2 separate regions of the Homo sapiens genome follow, and region 1 is linked to region 2. The links are chromatin loops, found by intact Hi-C in ENCODE. Cell type or tissue: mammary epithelial cell. All regions are shown on one strand. Each heading gives the region's core, and the rest is flanking DNA. Links, peaks and the distances in the headings are about the cores only.

Region 1 (11,314 bases), core at 3,315-11,314, 110 kb before region 2:
CGGTCAGTATAACCATCTTCAAGGAACCAGTGCTAGACATGGAAACCTGTCTTGATGCTCACCAGGAGTTGCCCCATTCACTATCCATACCTGCTTCTGAAGGGTGGCCCAGATATTATAGTACAAGTTAGTTTGTACACTGTTTCTATATTTCTCAGAATGAGGGAGTCCTTGAATTCAGCCTTTAGTTCCTAACAGTAGTATCCTCATAGTTAATTTAGAAGGTTCACAAAGAGATAATATCCCCACTTGATAGTTGGTGAATCTAAGACACAGAAAAGTCAAGATCACACAGCCAGTGGGACAGGAATTCAAGTACCTTTCACTTCTCCAGGTTTTTTTTTTTTTTTCCGCTGTGGTGCCATTTTCTATGTTTTCCCGCTTTTTTTGTATTTTTAACAACAATTTTATTGAAATATAATTCACCCTTTAAAGTATGCAATTATGTGGTTTTTCGTTTATTCATAGAGAAGTGTAACTATCACCACCAGTTCAAGAACATTTCATCACCCCAAAAGAAACTTTATTTTATTAGCAGTCACCCCTCATTTTCCCCTTTTCCCAGCCCCTGGGAACCACTAATCTGCTTTCTGCTTCTATGGATTTGCCTATGCTGGACATTTCCTGTAAGTGAAATCTCATACTGTGTGGCCTTTTGTGGCTGGCTGCTTTTGCTTAGGATCATGTTTTATGGCTCATCCATACCACTTCCACTTTTGTTTTGTTTTGTTTTTTATTCCATAGGTAGATGTGTCCTTCCTCTTGCTGGGGCAGATATCTAAAAAGAAAGCTCAGGTTTAGCAGATCCCTACCTTATGGAATGGGATAGAATGAGAATGGAATGGGATGCAGCATGGCTGTGAATCTTAGAACTCCACTGGCCAATTAGCCAATTTGCTGAATTAAAGTAACAACATGTGCCAAGAGCAAGCCATTCCAGTGAGTTTTCGGCAAAGGAATTGGTGTTCATCAAACATCTGCTTGGTGCCATGTACTGGACTGTCCATTCTTGCCCATCTATTATATAATTCATCTGTTTTCCCTTGAGATCTTGAATTAGTTTCTTTTAAACACAGGAATCCTCAGGCACATGGATGGGCTATTCCTGAGGCCCCTGTTGGTGGTCCCAGATGCCCAGCTCCACATCTGGCCTCACTCTTAGGCCACCGTCCTCAAGAATCCCACACCTCTAAGGCTAGAAGAGACCCTATTCTCTCTGGTCCACACTTTCACTTTACAGAGGAGTACACTGTGGTGCAGAAGGGAGTTTTCTTTCCTGGGGGGCTTAAGCATCTTGATAAGTCCATTTCTCTCTCTTCCCTTGAGAAAGCTTGAGGATAAAGCAGGTTGAGAGAGGTTGTGGAGAAAGGTTTTGGTTAAAGAGATCAGATGCTGGCATGATTTGGTCGTCTACAATGAATACCATGTCCATGCACAAGCCTAGCTTTTGTCCCCCAAACCAAATCATTTGATTACAGCCTTTGTATAGGCAGAACTCCTTACTCATTTAACCATGAGACATATCTTTTCTTCTCTGTTAATTTTTTCTAGAAGACTAAGCTGGATTCTCCCTTGCTTTGTAGTTTTCATGGTGGTAGAAGTGACTATATTTCAGGGAGCTGGAGCAAAGTTGCTGGTAGAAGACAATGTGTTTCCTACCCTGGGAACACCAAAAGAGGCCATACCTGTAATGGAGGATTTTCAATCATACCTGGAATGAATCAGCCAGCAAATGAAAGAACTATGAGATGTGCCATTAATTCTTTCTAGAATTTGACTTGTGGCTACATCGTGATTCTGAAACTCTTTTCACAGGCCAGAGCTGTAGGGCATGTTCTCTTATTAGTAAATTGCTTCCAGTCTTCTGATTGCTTCCAACACTACAAAGCAAAGCAGGAGATGGACTGAATTAAGTGTTTTAGATAAGGTGAAACCATAGAGAGTTCGTAATAAATTGCTTCTTTAGAGGATGTGTTTAAATAGAATAGAGCAGCGATGGCTCAAGCTATTGATTTCAAGGGGTTTATGACTTTGCAAACCATGAGCAGGATCAGATGCAAAAGTGATAAAGTTGTATTATTTTAAGGAAGTTGTGATACGCGGTCCAGTGCATTTCATTTCTCACTGGACATGGACAATAGCTTTTTATGTTTTTCTATTTCTTGGACTTCTTTGTGAGCACAGTGGAATGACTGGAGACAGTGCTAGAGGCGGGCCGCGCCAGGCACGCGGCTCTCAGCCTGCAGTGGTCCATGCATACTGCACACGGGTTGAATATGAATGTGCAGAGCAGTTTGCAATGCCCTCCACGGAGGCATCTTCAAAGAGCATCAGCAGAAGCAGGTGTATTAAGTGATGCTGGGCAAGGGGGTTTATGCACTGTTCTATTACTTATGCAAAATGTAGCAAACCACTTGGGTCTCCAGTAACTTCAAAGAACCTATTCAGAAATAGCTAGAGCCTAGCGGGTTGACTAGTCTGCCACCCAGTGAAGACATCCAAAGTGGGAGTGCAAAGGGGTCCCAGCTCCAAAGCCAGCTCAAGATTCTCTCAAGAGTGTCTGTGCCTTCAAAGGGAAAGGCAGCCAATAGGCCGGAGCCACACCTGGAGGCTGATGAGTTAACATTCTCTGAGAGGAAGGACAACTTTCCACCCAGCCTGTCACTGACTGCTGCAAGGGAAAGAGGGATAAAGCAAGTCAGGAGACATTCTGCATAAGAGTGAGTTAAGATCCAGAAACAATTTCATCTTTGTTCAGTGTTCTCCAGCCAGCAGCTCAGTTTGCCTGGCATCACATCCTCTCAGTATTTTAGAGTGCATTTTCCTAATCAAATTGAACTACAGCTTCATTCACGGCTTTCATTTCTATGTACAAGATCCTGAAAGGATGCTGTTGGCTCTCTCTCACGCACACTCTCTCATGCTCTCTCTCTCTTTCTCTCTCTACCTCACCTTCCCTCTGTCTTACACAGACACACACACTCACTGGTATGGAGACACGCAATAACTATTTGCTGACTGCGTATATTGAAGAAACCAAGTTTCAAGCTAAAACAGATTTATCACCATTTCAAAATATTATAGCAGAAATGAAGGAGCTTAAATGTTTAGCATAAGAAGAAAAATAGAATAAAGACAAGTTGAATATACCTTTTACTTTTTAGTTAAACTAGAAATAGCTGACTAATGCCTGTTAGTGATAGTTGTAATTTAAGGAACCACTCTGAAATGTAATCCACCCCTGGTTTTATAGTTCTTTTTGTCAGCTTGCTTTTAAGGCTGACCTGGCTTTGCTTTGAATAGGAGTGTTTTCAAGAAACACACACACACACACACACCTCTACAACACCAGCTTATATGGTGGTTGAGGAAGCTGGGGTCCAGGTTACCACTGGCCAGTCCTCAGCTGGAACTCTGCTACCTTGGAATTCAGCCTTGGTCATCAGCTCTCCCTTGGGAAGAAGGAAAATCCCCCCACATGGTTTTATGCCCCCTGGTCCTCACCCACACAGAAGATGCAAGTTACAAATACAGGTATGTTCCACAAGACACAGGCAGTTAGACTTTCAGCTGAGGGATATACTTCTAAACCATTCAGTTTGGGCAAATTAAACCACAAAGGGAAGCAAACAAACTTCGTTTTTACTCTCCTGCTGTCTGCTTTGCCCTTACACTCTTTCACTGAGCTCTAAGAATTCAACTAATTGCTTGTATTCTTGCCCCCTTTGTTGAATATCATTAATATCACTGTCATGATATTGACAAAACCTGGCATCATCCTCAGGTGGAAGGCCAAGGCAGCTATGGCTGCAACAGCTCCTAGGCATCAAGCAGCATTTTCCATCCCTTCATTAGTCTCTGGGGCAACACTTCCTAACAGAATTTACCAGCCATTACTGCTGCCCCCGTCCTTTCTGTTCTTGCCTCCACCCTAGACCTTGCTTCCTGTATCACATAAGAATGTTTTTGGCTGCAAGTAGCAGGGACATAAACCATAAAGGCATTTCTTGTTTATGTAACAAGATAGTCTACATAGGTGATCTTGGGGTTGCTCCTACAGCCCAGTGATGTCATCAAAAACTCAAAATTTCTCCATTTTTCTTCTTACTTCCCTAAGCATGTTGGCTTTTTGTCCTCAGGTTTCTTGCCTCTTGATCACAAGATGATCACTGTATTCAGGTTCAAGGGAAGGGATGGCACCAAAGAGCTTGTGTCTTAAGCTTTGCCTTTTAATGAGAACGCAAAAGAGTTTCCAAAGTCCCCCCAGAAATTCTCTTTACATTTCATGGGTCAGATCACTGTCTCATGGCCGCTAGTAGCTGTAAGGGTAGTGACTGAGTGGCCAACTGTGATTGTCTGCCAGATCAGCTTTTGAGAAGTCCATGCACAAGATTAGAAAAATTCAACAAAGTACCTCCAGGGACCCCTGGAAAAAGGACAGGGATAATTTTTCTTTCCCGAAAATCACCATTATTTTACCTCAATTGAACGCTGAAATGTATAGTCAAAGGACCTTCATCCTGGATCACTGTCACCCTTTGGAAGAAAAGAAACACATATACCAACAAATGTCCTGAACTTTAACACAAGATGTACATGCCATTCTAGAATTCTAGTTCATTGAATGCTGAGATACAAAAGTATAACTAAATTTTAGTGTGAGGACATCATGTTCATGGTGACAAATATAAGGGTGCTTTGGGTTAAGTGCTTAGATGTTCTCAGTTCATTCCATCTGGAAGTCGTTATGCCACCAAGGACTCTCTCTTCCCTACATTTGGGTGAATTTGTATGCAAGAAACTGATTAAGAATCTTTGGGCCCCACTGTGTTAATCTTACCATTTGAGAACAATAATCAGAAGGACATCAAGGTTAGAAATGCAACAGCACAGCTTCATAAATCATTGAGGGGGCACTGTTAATACTGAGATAATAAGTCATAAATATCTGTTCCCTCAATCCCCCATGGCAAACTGGAGAACAAAGACACCAGCTAAGGGAAAGCAAGTGACTGCGCAGAAACCTTCCTCCCTCAGAAAGTTATAAATGAGCAAAGAAATCCAAGTCTAATGCAAGACTAGAGTAAAACCAACAATTGGCATCATACATTATGGGTTGGTTGTTTGCTTGCTATAATTAAGTTGACATCAGTGGTTAACAGCCTTGAAAATTAAACTCACCAAAAATCTTTGAAAAGGGTAATCAAAGTCCTCTGAATAATGAACTTAACGCATCCCTGTTACAAGGAAAACAAATGTGTTCTTGGGTTATCTTGTTTCATGTCTATTTCATTGTGGATGTGGCTGTTGTTTTCAGAAACACATTTATTTTTACCCTTAGGGATCATTGCAGCCCCTTAATATTATTCTCAATTTTCAGTTCTACCAGCTAGGCCAAGATGGGCTCAACATCAGTATGGATATGCAGTGTGGAACTTGGCACTTCCTTTCTTTTTCCCTTTTTAAAATGAGTTGTTAGCATTCTTGTTGGGTTCCTGTGGCCATCTGCAACTCAAATGGAGGGGGCTTTTTTGGCCTTTAAAATATTCACATTCATGGCAAAGCAAAAGTACTTAAGAGCCAGAGCACAAAATTCTCCAGAAAAGAACTACTTTCTTGATCTTCTCTCTTTATTCCTGATAAACGGTGCCCATCGTGGCGGCAATGAGGCAAATGTATAGAGAAGCCTCTACTTTCCAAGTCATTTTCATTAGAATGCAGAGAATGTCAAAATTCCTCACACAGTGTTCTTTCAGACAAAAAAAATACTTGGATGCAGATCGAAGATCTTTTTTCTTGCAGTTTCTTTGAGCTCAGTGAAAATGCTTGTAGTTCATTCCAATTACCCGTTCCCCAAGCATTTTTCTTTGAGGAACTGTTCCTAGTCCTGCATAGAATATTTATTGTGATGTAATCGTAACTATGGTGTAGTGTGTGTTAGTTATTTTTCCAGTAGGGAAGTCTCACTCCCAAACAGGCATTCACACAAGCAGCAGTTTGCTGGAAAAGTTCGTCTTTAAAGCTACATTGCATAACATGGGTAAAAAGTAATGGACTATTAAAGGCTCTGTTTAGAAATTTCTGTCTTTGTACAGCAAAAAAGAGCAGAGGCAAAGGAAACTATTGGAAAAGATAGATGCATAATGGTCCACAGAAAAGAACTCAGTCTCCATGCCTCTGTTTTTACGACCACTGGGGCAGAGGTTAAAGTGAAAAAACTGGAAAAATAATTTATTTTAAAAGCATACTTGTAGCACGTCGTTTGTAATAGAATTGTAGCTTCAAACTCTCTGAGATTGCCGAAAGTTGTATGTACATCTGTAGGGGAGTGGAGGGGGGTGACAGATCTTCTTTTGGTCTCAATACAACAAAGAGGCTCAATACTTCTAGCAGAAAAAAATGTTAAATGATGACCATTTATGATCCTCAAGGTCCAGGGGCTATTTGTAGGAGAAGATTAGTTTAGAAAATGCTTCTTGGCCAGGTGCGGTGGCTCACGCCTGTAATCCCAGCACTTTGGGAGGCTGAGGTGGGCGGATCACGAGGTCAGGAGATCGAGACCATCCTGGCTAACACGATGAAACCCCATCTCTACTAAAAACACAAAAAATTAGCCAGGCATGGTGGCAGGCACCTGTAGTCCCAGCTACTTGGGAGGCTGAGGCAGGAGAATGGCGTGAACCCAGGAGGCGGAGGTTGCAGTGAGCCCAGATGGCGCCACTGCACTCCAGCCTGGGCGACAGAGCGAGACTCCATCTCAAAAAAAAAAAAAAAAAATGCTTCTCAACCCCCAAGAGAATCATGGCTTTAGAATTAAGTTCTAGGACACTGTGCAAACTGGGACAAATGGCACCTACTGGGGTCTAATGAGTGTCCAATGGTTATCAACCTTCTTTCTCACCCAGATTCTAAGGAAATTAAGAAATAAAACAAGGAACGAGGCAGATGAGGCCTGAAATATCACCATTGCTACTGAGAAAGTCTAAGTTGGAGGGAATTACTTGGGGATGGGGGTCAAATGAGCTTTCAAATTGGCATCTCCAAACCGGCTGGTTGACCCAGTCATAGACAAGACCAGATATGGGAAGTTTCTTGCCCTGAGAAGCAGGGCAGAATACCTGTTTGCTATGAGTCACTCAATTTCAAGAAGGAACAGGAAAGGGATAAGCAGCGTGTGCCCAGTCTGTTCTTTCCAAATTTACCAATCAGACACATCACTCCACCTCTCTTAGGGCAGAGAGAATTAAAAAGGGAGAGAGAGGCCGGGCTCCGTGGCTCATGCTTGTAATCCCAGCACTTTGGGATCACGAGGTCAGGAGATCGAGACCATCGTGGCTAACATGGTGAAACCCCGTCTCTACTAAAAATACAAAAAATTAACCGGGCATGGTGGCAGGCGCCTGTAGTCCCAGCTACTTGGGAGGCTGAGGCAGGAAAATCACTTGAACCTGGTAGGTGTAGGTTGCAGTGAGCCGAGATTGCGCCACTGCACTCCAGCCTGGGTGACAAAGCGAGGCTCCATCAAATAAATAAATAAATAAATAAATAAATGGGAAAGAGGCCAGGAGTCACACTAATTGACTCCTTGTTTCCTTTTACATGGATGGATGTTGAGACTGAAGAAAAAACATTCCTTCAGTAATGTTCTCTTCCCATCACAATGAAAACCAGTCATTTCAGGAGCCTCCAAGCCCTTTGAGGCAAGAGTTAAGCAGTTAATAGCACAGATGGTTGGGGCTATATCTGTCACCTACACACAGACTATGCACTCACCCTATTACTCAGCATGAGAGTGGTCAAGCGTATTTCACTGCATTTGTTGGGGGTACGTGTAGCACAGAAAGAACATGGAGATTTTTCCCACATTCGTACCAATTTTTTTTTTTTTTTTTGAGACAGGGTCTCACTCTGTCACGAGGCTGGAGTGCAGTGGAACAATTTCAGCACACTGCAACCTCTGCCTCCCAGGCTCAAATGATCATCCCACCTAAGCCTCCGGAGTAGCTGGGACCACAGGCAAGCGCCACCATGCCCAGCTGATACCAATGTCTTTTAAAAAATGTTGTATGTGGAAATAAATTGAGACTTATAGAAAAGCTGCAAAAATAGTGCAGTTTCTATATATCCTTCCCCCATCTTTGGCTAGTGTTAACAATCTACATAACCGCAGTACGATGATCAAGGCTAGGAAATTAACATTGGCACAGTACTGTTAATGAAACCATGCTTTGTTTTGAGATTCCCACAGTTTTGCCTTTTTCTGTTCCAAGATCCTATCCAGGATCCCACGTTGCATTTCATTGTCATGTCTCCTTCTCCTCTAACCTCTGACAATGCATCATTCTTTCCATGTCTTTTGTGATGTTGACACTTTTGAAGAGGACTGGTCCAGATTTTTGTACACTGTCCCTCAGTTTGGGATTGTCTGCTGTTTTCTCATGAACAGATAGAGGTTTTGCATTTTTGACAAGAATCCTCAGAAGAGATGCACCCTTCTCAGTGCACTGTAGCAAGGGGCGCATGCTGTCAATGTCTTACTGGTGATGTTAACTTTGATCGCTTTTGATTCAGATAGTATCTGCTGGGTTTTTCCACTGTAAAGTTACTATTTTTTCCATTGTAATTAATAAATAACTTGAGGGAGATACTTTGAAACTATATAAATACACTGTTTCTCCTCCAACTTTGGCCAATAATTTCAGTGTCTTTTGGTGGATCTCTCCCACATCAGTTGTTACCATGGTGTTCTAATCTTAATTTCTATTTCCCTCATTCCTTCTGCATTTATTAACTGGAATCCTTCTGTAAGAAAAACTTGTCTCTTCTGCACATACTTATTTACTCATTTATCTATGTCAGCATGAACTCATGGGTATTTACCTGATTGGATGGGGTTATAATCCAATACTATCATTATTTATTTTGTTGCTCAAATTGCTCCAGCTCTGTCCATTGGGAAGTTGGAAAGTCCAACCAAAACTCCAGCTTTGTCCACTGGGTCATTGGTCCAGAAAGGCAAACTGAGGCTTACAGAAGTGAAGTGTATTATCCAAGGAAGTGGCTCAGGGAGAATTCCAGTCTAGGTCTGTTAGACTCCAGGGTTCATGTTCTTTCCTCAGGGTAAGGAATTATTTCAGAATTAGAATGAAATATGGACATGAGCTTCTTTAGTTTCCTCCATCCCATTAAGTACATGAGGATCTACTTAATGATAAGGCCATTAAAGGAGAGGATCATGGCTTCTGGAAACTCCAGAGCTTGGTGAAAGAAGTTAATATTCTGATTTCTTGGGTCCCAGGGAATAGGTACAATGGCTGCAGTGGAATGAACTGCCTGGGAAGTAACCTCAGTATTTTGTTTATCCTTTCCTTCATTCCTTGGCATGCCCATCATTCACATCCAAATAAATAAGGCAGATTAATACAAATGACTTCCTCAGGGAGAACAATTTGTGGTATTTTTAAAGCAAGCACGCATAGCCACCCATCTCAATCCAAGAGCCCCCAGGAGGCCATTACCCCTCTAAAGACTTAAAGAGGATTAAAGTTTTAAACGCTGGGTGGCTTGATTAATTTGGTGATAGTGGGTGGTGTGTTCCATGGGCACACTCCTGGTCTGCGGATTAGAGCCGTGAGAAATGACTTGGTCTTGGCAGGACACATCTCTGTGCCTCTGCAGGGTAGGGCGGCTGGGAGCTGGTCCAAGCTGGGATTATCCGAGCCACGTTTGATGGACAGCCCTTCATCTACCAGTTGAGCCTTCTAGCTCTGGGTCTGCATCTGCGTTAACTAAGATCAGAGCCTCTCACAGTTCTGCCTTTGTCAACCAAGGCCTGGAGGTGAATTGTAGCTTTATGTAAACTCTGTTACCCAGGTGACACCAATGTAGGAATAAAATCCTACTCAAAACCAGTCAGAAAAGCACTTCCAGACCCCCTTCAAATAACCCCCTTTCCTTCTGTCGTCTTTTCCTTTTCCTCCCTTCATTTATTCATTCATTCCTTTGGTAAATACTTGTGTCGTTATGTGCCAGGCACTGTTCTGATTGCTGGAGCTTACGTTCTATTAATAAAGACACACTAGTAAAATCTGTAGTGTATTAGAAGCGATTAAGAGAAAAATCATGCAGGGATGAAGGGAAGGAAGCATCTCTCAGTTCTTTGGGGAAGTCTCCAAACGATGTCCCCCCTCTGTTCTTGGTCATGACCTTCTCCTACCCTAACCCGGCAGTGGTGGTTTCTGAGGCCAGCCATGAGGTTTCAGGGAAACCAGGCCCATGTCCAGCTAGAACCCAGCCATTCCTTCCTGCCCATGTTGCTGCTGCAGTTGTGCCGAACCGTGGTGTTCTTTGCCAAACCTGTCTCATGTTTCAGAGATGCCTCATCGTGTTGTGGACCCGTCAAACTACCACCCAAGGGACCACACTGGTGCATTGCCTCTGGACCTCTTGCCATGATATGACTTAGAGATGGCAACTCACGCACTTACATGTGTGCACACACATCCCCCTGCAGACACACCACTGGAGCACGTATTATATTGCTTTGTGGTTTCTTTCTTACATAAATGGTATGCTTAACTATCATTCTGGAACTGTCATTGAGAACCTTCCAGATCAGAATAGAGCTCTGTACTTTAACTGCTGCTTAATATGTATAGTATAAATGTACCTTTCCCCTATTAAGGATGTGAAAGTGTGTTTTGTTTTGAAGGTACATGGTGAGGAATGGGACTGTTTTATTTGTTGCATTTTGAATTATAGATCCTTCTGACTGCCCTTATGCCAGTCTCTGCTCCCACCAGCAGTCCATGACAAGGCCCTTGTTTTCCTCACAGCTCCTCCTCCCTCAGGCCCAGACCTGAGCTTATGGGGTCCTGGTTAAAGGAAAAGCAGAGAGAACCACAGGCACAAATACCCCTGCCCCGTGACCCTGAGACTTGAGCTTCGGGGCAGCTCCTGGTGGCTCTTTTCTTGAGAGTGGTCATTCCCTAGAGCCCTCTGGTGGACATAGCTAGGAAGAACCTTGTACTACACAGAGAAAGAAGCCATTTGAGGATGGTTGACTGCGGGTGTTTATTTACGTCATTTTAAAAATCATTCTTCTCGTGGTTCTGATTTTAAATGGTAAGAAAGGGTCAAAAGTCTTTTTCCCACTCCTATCCTGTGGCCGCCTAGAATCTCACGCCAGAGACAACCAATATTATCTCTTTTTTGTGTATTTTTCCATACATTTTTATGCATATGCATGTAAAATGTGTTTAATTTTTATTTTCCCCAATGGATGCATGTTATAGCATGGCAGGCAGTGTAGTAT
Region 2 (8,000 bases), core at 1-8,000:
TAAATGTCTGGCAATGGAATTGTTTTGTTATCCTCAGATAAGCCTTTGGTTGGGAAATAATCTTCCACTAAAGGTATAAAGAGATGACAGAATCAGACACCAAAAACCTTCCACTGCCCATCCTTGCATCAAGCTTGTACTCCAAACATATTACATACAAATGGGAATGTGGACAGTTTTAGGGTGATATGGAGCCCTCAGTTATTGCCCTCTTCTTCCTCAGCATTACAAGCTCCTGATTATGTGTCAAGCCCTGGGGGAAGGGTCATGACTAATCTAAGCCTATAAGGGACATCCTTTTTTCAACTTCTTTGCATCATGGCCAATTCTGGCTAGTGAGATCTAAACAGAAGACTTCTTGGACATATCTGGGAAAGTTTTTTTTTCCCCCAATAACACGGAAGATGCAGTTTGCTCCCCCTCTTTCTCTTTCCTCCTGCATCAAATGCAGACATGATGGCTGGCACTGTGGCAGTTGTCTTATGACTGAGGCAAAGGCTGAGATAATCAGACATCAACTCTAACATCGTTGAGCTGCTGAACCAAAGCCAAACTCTCCTACTTCCAGAATTCTTGTAGTGGAAAAATGAACTTATATTCTTTCAAACAGCTGTGGTCAGGTTTCTGCTCCTTGTAACCAAAAACTATATTACAACCAACAAACTTACTGCAACAGAAAATGCCATCAGTGCTCTTCCTCCACCTAAACCACAAGAAACTACTATAGTAGGTCTTCTAATACTTTAACAAAGCCCCCTTTCCAAAATTACACATGGTAAAAATCTATGGGAAATGTTAAAATTCACCAAAACAGCCCAGCTTAATCAGCATTATAAAAATAGTCTGGACAGAAATACAGCTAGGTATAATGGAATAATCACTAATGTATGAATCAGGAACAGCACATTCAAACTCTCGCTATGAGTAACATCACTTCTTTTTGCTGGACCTCATTTTATCACTTATAATATGAAGTTAGACTGGATAACTCCTGGGGTCCCCTTCAGATCTGACATTCTATGTAAACGATAAACTGAAATAAATTATTTTAAAAGCTCACGAAATTCTTCTGTAGCCTCCTAATTTGCTGGCTGCTTTCCAGCCACTACAGTTGACATTCTAAAGCCTTGGATAAGCTTGAAAGGACAAAGCCATATGCCTTTGCTCATAAATGTGCCCTGTCTTTTCAAAGTGCATTGGAACAAACACAGTGGCAGCTTCATACCATGGAAACCACAGATGCAACACAGAGTGCAAGTGTGTTTTCCAAGAGGCAAGTACCTCCGTTGTATCGCGCTGTTCCTTGTATCCAAAGACTCGGGCTTGCCATCCTCCAGAACTGCTGAGCCCTGGGGGGACTGATCCAACGCCTCCTTATATTCATCCTTTTCACGTTAGCTAGCATCTATTTTCTCTTTTTAAAATTAGCATGATCTTTTTGTGTTTCTGTCCTTGATCTTTCACTAAAGGGAAGCTAAACTATCTACAATAGATGGCTCTCTCAGTACTTAACTCTGTTATGCTATTTGCATATTCATTGTCCGGGCTGCAGTGTTTTATCATGCCATGATTTAGCTTGTTTTGTGCTATCTGGTGAATTCTGGGCCAGAAAATAGAGCTGAATAATTCGGTGGGCTTTCAGAATACTCTGTCTCCCTTTGGTCTCCCACCAACTCACACAGACTCATGCACATGCACCTAAGTCCTCCTTAAAAATGGAAAACGGATTATTTAATAGGTTGTTTATGAGCATCACAAAAAGACACACTGATCTCTTGGCATCAACATAGGTTAACAATAAAGAAGTCATGTTCTAGGCCATTCGTTATATGAGATTCTTAGGGAGTGTATCTTAGAAAGTCATCTGAAGCTCTTTTTTTTTTGAGACGGAGTCGTGCTCTGTCACCGGATTAGAATGCAGTGGCACAATCTCGGCTCACTGCAACCTCCGCCTCCTGGGTTCAAGCGATTCTCCTGCCTCAGCCTCCCGAGTAGCTGGGACTACAGGTGCGCACCACCACGTCTGGCTAATTTTTTGTATTTTTAGTAGAGTTGGGGTTTCACCATGTTAGCCAGGATGGTCTCAATCTCCTGACCTCGTGATACACCCGCCTCTGTCTCCCAAAGTGCTGGGATTACAGGCGTGAGCCACCGTGCCCGACCTCCTGAAGCTCTTAATTACAGAAATCACCCACAGTCAAAGTGAGAGGGTGAAGGTGGGGATTTCGTTTTGTTCCTTTTCAGTCGTGTTAAACAGTAATATGGACACTGGGACTCTGAAGGAAACCTGTATATGGTGAGCAAAGTTTGGAAGACCAATGCACAGCCTTAATCGACACAGTAGACCTCCCTCGAATGCCTACCATGTACAGGCTTGGGGTGTGGTATGCTCTGGGAACTGAAGGTGAATTAGCCTTTTCCCTGAATTCAAAGATATTACAGTCTGATAGTCTCACAAGTACACACCACAGACCTCTATGTGCTCATTTCTATGTGACAATCCAGGCTCCATTGAAAGGCAAGGCTCTGCTCCTGCCTATGAGAAGTTCCTAGTCAAGCCTAGGATATGAAGGTATGTTAGACACACCATTAAGGAGAGAAGAGAGGATATTAGCTGCTCTGAATTTATGAAGAAGGGAGCATTTAATTTGAGGGTAATAATATAAGAATACATATACACATACACACACACGTATCTGTGACAGTGAATCACAGGGGAACCTGGCCAATTCCAGGGGGTCAGAGACGGTTTCCCTAAGTAACATTTGTTGAACAATGTGAATGTATAGGCAGTCAGGAACTCTGAAAGATAACCCAGGCATAGAATTTAGACTGCATAATGATAAGAGTAGTGATAATAATAATGGCAAAAAGTTGCATTTCTTGGGGACTTATGTTTTACCAAATGCTGTACATAATTATTTGATCCCTACAACAAAACCTAGAAAGCAGATATTGCTTTCCCTATTTTGCAGTTGAGGAAACTGAGACTCAGAAATGTTGAGTAATACATGCAAGGGCATAGAGCTGGTAAATTGAGGAGCTGCCACGTGGCAAGAAGGGGCAAGAAATGAGAAAAATTACATTTGCTGGCTTAGCAGAGTTAAATTCCTTTCACTTGATTGTTTTCTAAATGGTGCACTTACAGATACATACTTATTCACTAAGTCTGTCCATTAGACATCTAATACAGGGTACCACATGGGCACAGGAAGATGGTCTAACTGCCAGCGTAGATGGACTTTTAGCTAAATTTACAGCCAATTAGTGCTGGGAGCAAATAGCATTTCTTCCTATGAAAAGTTGAGTTAGTTTCCCATCAAAATATTATTTAAGGGTAAGACCCCCAAGTGGAATGTTCCAGAAGACCTTTAGCAATAGTGCACTGTATGTTATTTAAACTAAAAACAATGCTGTGAAAAATTGCACTTCAGCACGAGCAGCACCAAATGGAATTGAATTGGGCAGCTGAAAAGGAGACATGATGATTGAAATATTTGCCAGACTATTACATCCTTGAAAGGTTTAAACAGTGAGGAGAAAGACAGGGAAGGGGAGGAGGATGATTTAGAGTAGTTCATTTAAGAACAACAGGACTAAATTAACCTTGGGAAGGGGCGTAAGCGGGGAGGGTGGCTGGGAGAAACATTATGCAAGATGCAAGAAGCTTCCTGAAGGAGAAGTGTGCTGGGCTGCAGAAATTTCCAGCCCAGTAAAGCAGGCAAAGCCATCTATCATAAAAGTCATTTACAAGCAAATTTGACAAATTACTGAGAAAATATATTATGGGCCACATTCCTAAACAGCCTTAGGAATGGACAAACTAGTAGGTCTTTTCTGTGCCTAATTCAGGAAAATCTGATACTTCTTTGAGACTTTTATCTTTATTTATATTTTTGGAGCCTCTTTTCCTCCACTTTAAAATGGATCAGCAAATAAGTTACCCAACTTGGTGTGTGGGTGTCCTATCAGTTACAGCTCTAGCAAAATTTCAACTCAGGGAGGGAGATAGATTGCATTACAATTTTAAAATGTCTATTAGCTGAACTATCTTATTAATAAAGCTGACTTCCTAATCCTAGTTTACTTATAATTTTCAGTCAGGCTGCAGAAATTCTAAATTACACAAAGCAGCCGAAAGATTAAAGAAAATTTCTAGAATTAAAAACCATCAGACCTAAACATTTATTTTCTCAGTATATTGAGAAAAATAAAAGGTGTGACTGTTGGGGAAATGGTGGGTGTGACAGTCCCAGCTTTGCCGGGCCTGGAAATTGTCTATAAACCTCCCCAGGCATCCTTACTGCTTTGCAATTTCTGAGATCTCGCCAAGCTCCTGATTCACAAGACCGGAATTAATGTACGTGCATTGCTGCCCCCTGCTGGATGTATGGAACCCATTTTTGTCTAGGGCCCAGGGAAATGCCATTTGCAAATTTCAATTACTTATCAATTCCTTTTCCTCCATCCCCCACCTGAAATATCACTCCCCTCAAAGGACTCTGTTAGGAGACCATTCCATCTGAGCTAATGGGCAAAACATTCCTTATAATGCAATTAGTGGGCTTCCTCATACAGTAACCCCATTGACCCTCTGTCGGTGCGGCTTGCTGGAGGCAACGGAAAATAGGAAACACAGCATCTTGCTCCTCCAAGGACCACTTTTTGAAAATACCCCCTTGAATTAACATTAATTCAGGCACGAGTGGTTTCTCTTCTCAGAGGATCTAGGGGCAGAGCCAAAATGTCAGCCAGCCCTTTCCTCCTTCCCTCCCCTTCATTTGATATTTGCATATGATGCCTCTTTTTTTTTTTTTTTTTTTTTTTTTTGCTGTGGAGCTACTGCATCCTGGAGAACAACAGCTCTCAAATGCCACCACAGATGGAGGCTCTCTCTGCCCAAGCCACAGAGGCCCCGGAACTGTCAAGGAATCCCCAGGGTGCCAACGTCCACTGAGAGCTGACTGGGCTGGACCGAGTTTTCTATTTTATAGGCAGACTCCTAGAATGTGGCATAATCAGAAAGAGGGGAGGGAAGGGAGAAAGTAATTTTGGTTGGAATGACCACATCTTCACTCTGCTGGTGATAGGAATACTGGGTAGACAAGCCCCAGGCCCCTTCTCTTAGGCAACTTACAATTCATTAGTCAGTTCTTAATATCTTGTCCATATCAGCTAGGCTGGACTACAACTTACGGTCTCAGGATTAGTCTTAACCCAACCCCTTCCAGCAACCTTGCCCACATATTTCTTTCTCAGAGTTCCTCTGCCTATCCCCCGATCTGTCCAGTTCTTGTCCCTACTATAGCCAGGCTCCCCTCTTGCTGTGCCCTGTGGGGCCTCTTGTTATAAACCAGTGGTTCTTAAAATTCACTGGGGGCTTGTTAGAAATGCAAATTCTTGGGCCCCAGCCCACTCCTACTGACTTACAACTCTAGAGTGGGGACCCGTAATCTGTGTTGAACAAGCCCTGGGAGTGATTCTGAGGCACACTCAAGTTTGAGAACTGTTGTTATAAATGAATCCCATTTTTCTCCACTCACCAACTCTTAACCAAAATTGTCTCTTGGCTAAGTCTCATTAATGCTGATGGAAAAATACATTAAGAAGCCTGATAAACTATTCTTCATGCCAGTTATGGATGCTGATGGCCTATTCATCCTCAGAGGTCTAGACTGAATGTGAAACCTCTTGGGTAAACTTCGCTTCGTCTGCTAGCCTCTGACCAGGACAACTCAATCATGTCCTCTCTCCTATGTGGGTCCTCCACACTAGTTGACAGCAGTGATCAGACTCTTATTGTCTCTTGTTACGCAAACTTAGTCTTGGACCAGTTTATCTGCATCACCTGGGAGCTTGTTAGAAATGCAGAATCCCAGGCCTGCCCCCAGACTGACTGATCTGATTCTGCCTTTTAGCAAGATCTCCAGTTGATTCTTTGGTGCATTGAAAGTGGAGAAGAATTGTCATCATCAGGTGCTTTAACACACACACACACACACACACACACACACGCCCATCACACATCGTGGATTATAAGATGGTTTTAAGACAATCTGACTGTTATTCAACTCTGGGTCTTCAGCATCTGGATCTGGAACAGGGACAGATATAGCCACTCTTAGCATTAGTAAGTGTTTGGTGAGTGAATGTAGGATTTATTTTTTAACTAGAACATCTGAAGACTAGAATGACTAAATCCAGGAATAAAACTCTACTAGTGTGTTCAAGCACCATGGTGCACAATAGAACATGAGAGAGTTTATGGATGGGGACCCTGAAATCACATCACCTTCCCAATTACAAATGATGTCTGCTCAATGTTTATAAAGCAGCTGCCTCACATGGACTGCCTGGCTAATTTCTCACCCTCTCTGGAAAGTGAGTGAAGATCTGTCCCTTTAACAAGTGACTCTGAGGTAGAACCTAGAGCAGTCCAAAGTTAGGGAGTCACAGAATATCACTCCTGGAGACCAGGCCCTGCCATGGCACAGAGGAGGGTGATAGTGGCAGGAGGCAGACAAATGCCTAGGCAGATAGGGGTGGGTCCCCACTGAAACCCAACTTTCAAGCCAAAGACAGTTTAAAACCTGAAAGCCAAGCTACAAGTCTCGGATAAATCCACAGACCTGATTAAGAACCTCTTTTCCCCTTGGGTGTACTTTCCGCTGATTGTTCCCCACGCTTCACCTATTTTACATATATCTACCATTCCCTAATTGGTTTTTTACACTGTCATGCCCACCTTTGAGTGGTGCCTTTGTTTTAGCCTCTTTCACATACTCACAAACCAATCAGCATGCACTTCCCATTCTGAGCCCATAAAAGCCCTGGACCCAGCCACACGGGGAGACAGACCACCCAACTTCAGGTGGTCTGTCCTCTGCCCTTCTCACCCTTTGGATTGTCAGTATAACCTCATTCTTCTTGGACATGAGACAAGAACTCAGGGACCACTGAACACAGATACAAGCTGTAATGCTGGCGGACTGGTGCACACCCAGCCCAACTGCAGGATGAGTGCAGATCCCATGGTAAGTGTGGGAGCTGGGCTGGTGTGCAAGCCAGGCATGGCCCAGCAGGCCAAGTGGGTGGAGTACCTCCTGCAGCAAGCCTGGGGCAGAGTGAGGCCTGGGCAGGGGCATGGACATCTGGGGGTCTCCAGCTGGCAAAGTGGCTGAGAAAAATCCTGCATCAAGGGGGCAAGCATGTGGAGAGCTGAGATGACCACCACATCCCCCAATCCAGCTGGCCTGGGCTGATTGATCAGGGACTAGAACCCAGACTTTGGACCACACCACATTTGAAGTACTAGTTTGTCTCAAGATGGCCTGCCTGGCCTCCTAAGCATGGAGATAAAGAAAAACCTTGAGTCCCTTCAAGGCAAATTCCAAGCACCTAGGTAGCCTTGAAAAGCAAACAAGCAACCTGATAAGCAGGAAGATAGTAACAACAGTCTCCCAGGCAAGCCAGAGTCACAAGGTGTTTTGCTTCCCTATAGAAACTAAAAGATGACATCTTAACATATGTTCTCAAGTTGTGAGTTGTTTTTAGAAATCCCCACAAGATGGAAAGTGCTGACCACTATCACTTAATGCTCAGATAAGGGGAAACTGACGACTGAACTCTGGCTGCCATTCTCTGTTCTAAATTTCTTCCTGAGGGGTCTGGAGAAAGTCATGCCATGGGCCAAAACAATGTATAACCTCTGTGTAATTGGTTTATAATTTTGTCTGCAATTTCTGCTTTCCTGAAATGTACCCCTGCCTTGAAAAGCCCTTGCTTGCATGCCACTGGGGAGTTCAGGTGTGAAACATTAGCTGCCTATTCTCCTCCCTTGGTGCCCTGCAATAAATGCTCTTTTCTCCTGCTGCAAATCTTAGTGTCAGTGTCTGGCTTTACTGAGCTGGGTGAGGAGACCCCAGTTCAGTTCAGTAACAAAGATCCATTACAAATTCCTCTTCCCCACTTTCTAACCCCCATCATTCCTGTGTTTATGA

The links. Peaks named below come from ENCODE experiments on the same cell type or tissue, not always from the same donor. Only the 100,000 strongest peaks of a DNase experiment are listed, where the experiment ranks them.
Region 1: it touches region 2 in a loop (3-fold over the local background); 7 of 110 quality-filtered maps call a loop at or near these places.

Annotation. Positions count from the first base shown.
Region 1 is chr2:132,650,978-132,662,291 of GRCh38, reverse strand. All of the region lies in intron 2 of LYPD1 (LY6/PLAUR domain containing 1), which reads left to right. Among named protein-coding and RNA genes, the nearest start is that of LYPD1, 14 kb to the left of the region's middle. In mammary epithelial cell, for the core only: no CTCF peak of the experiment used is centred there; a DNase peak (open chromatin) is centred at 7,121.
Region 2 is chr2:132,543,670-132,551,669 of GRCh38, reverse strand. The region is part of intron 1 of GPR39 (G protein-coupled receptor 39); the gene reads right to left. Among named protein-coding and RNA genes, the nearest start is that of MIR9986, 110 kb to the right of the region's middle. In mammary epithelial cell, for the core only: a CTCF peak has its summit at 4,397 (motif pointing left); a DNase peak (open chromatin) is centred at 4,349.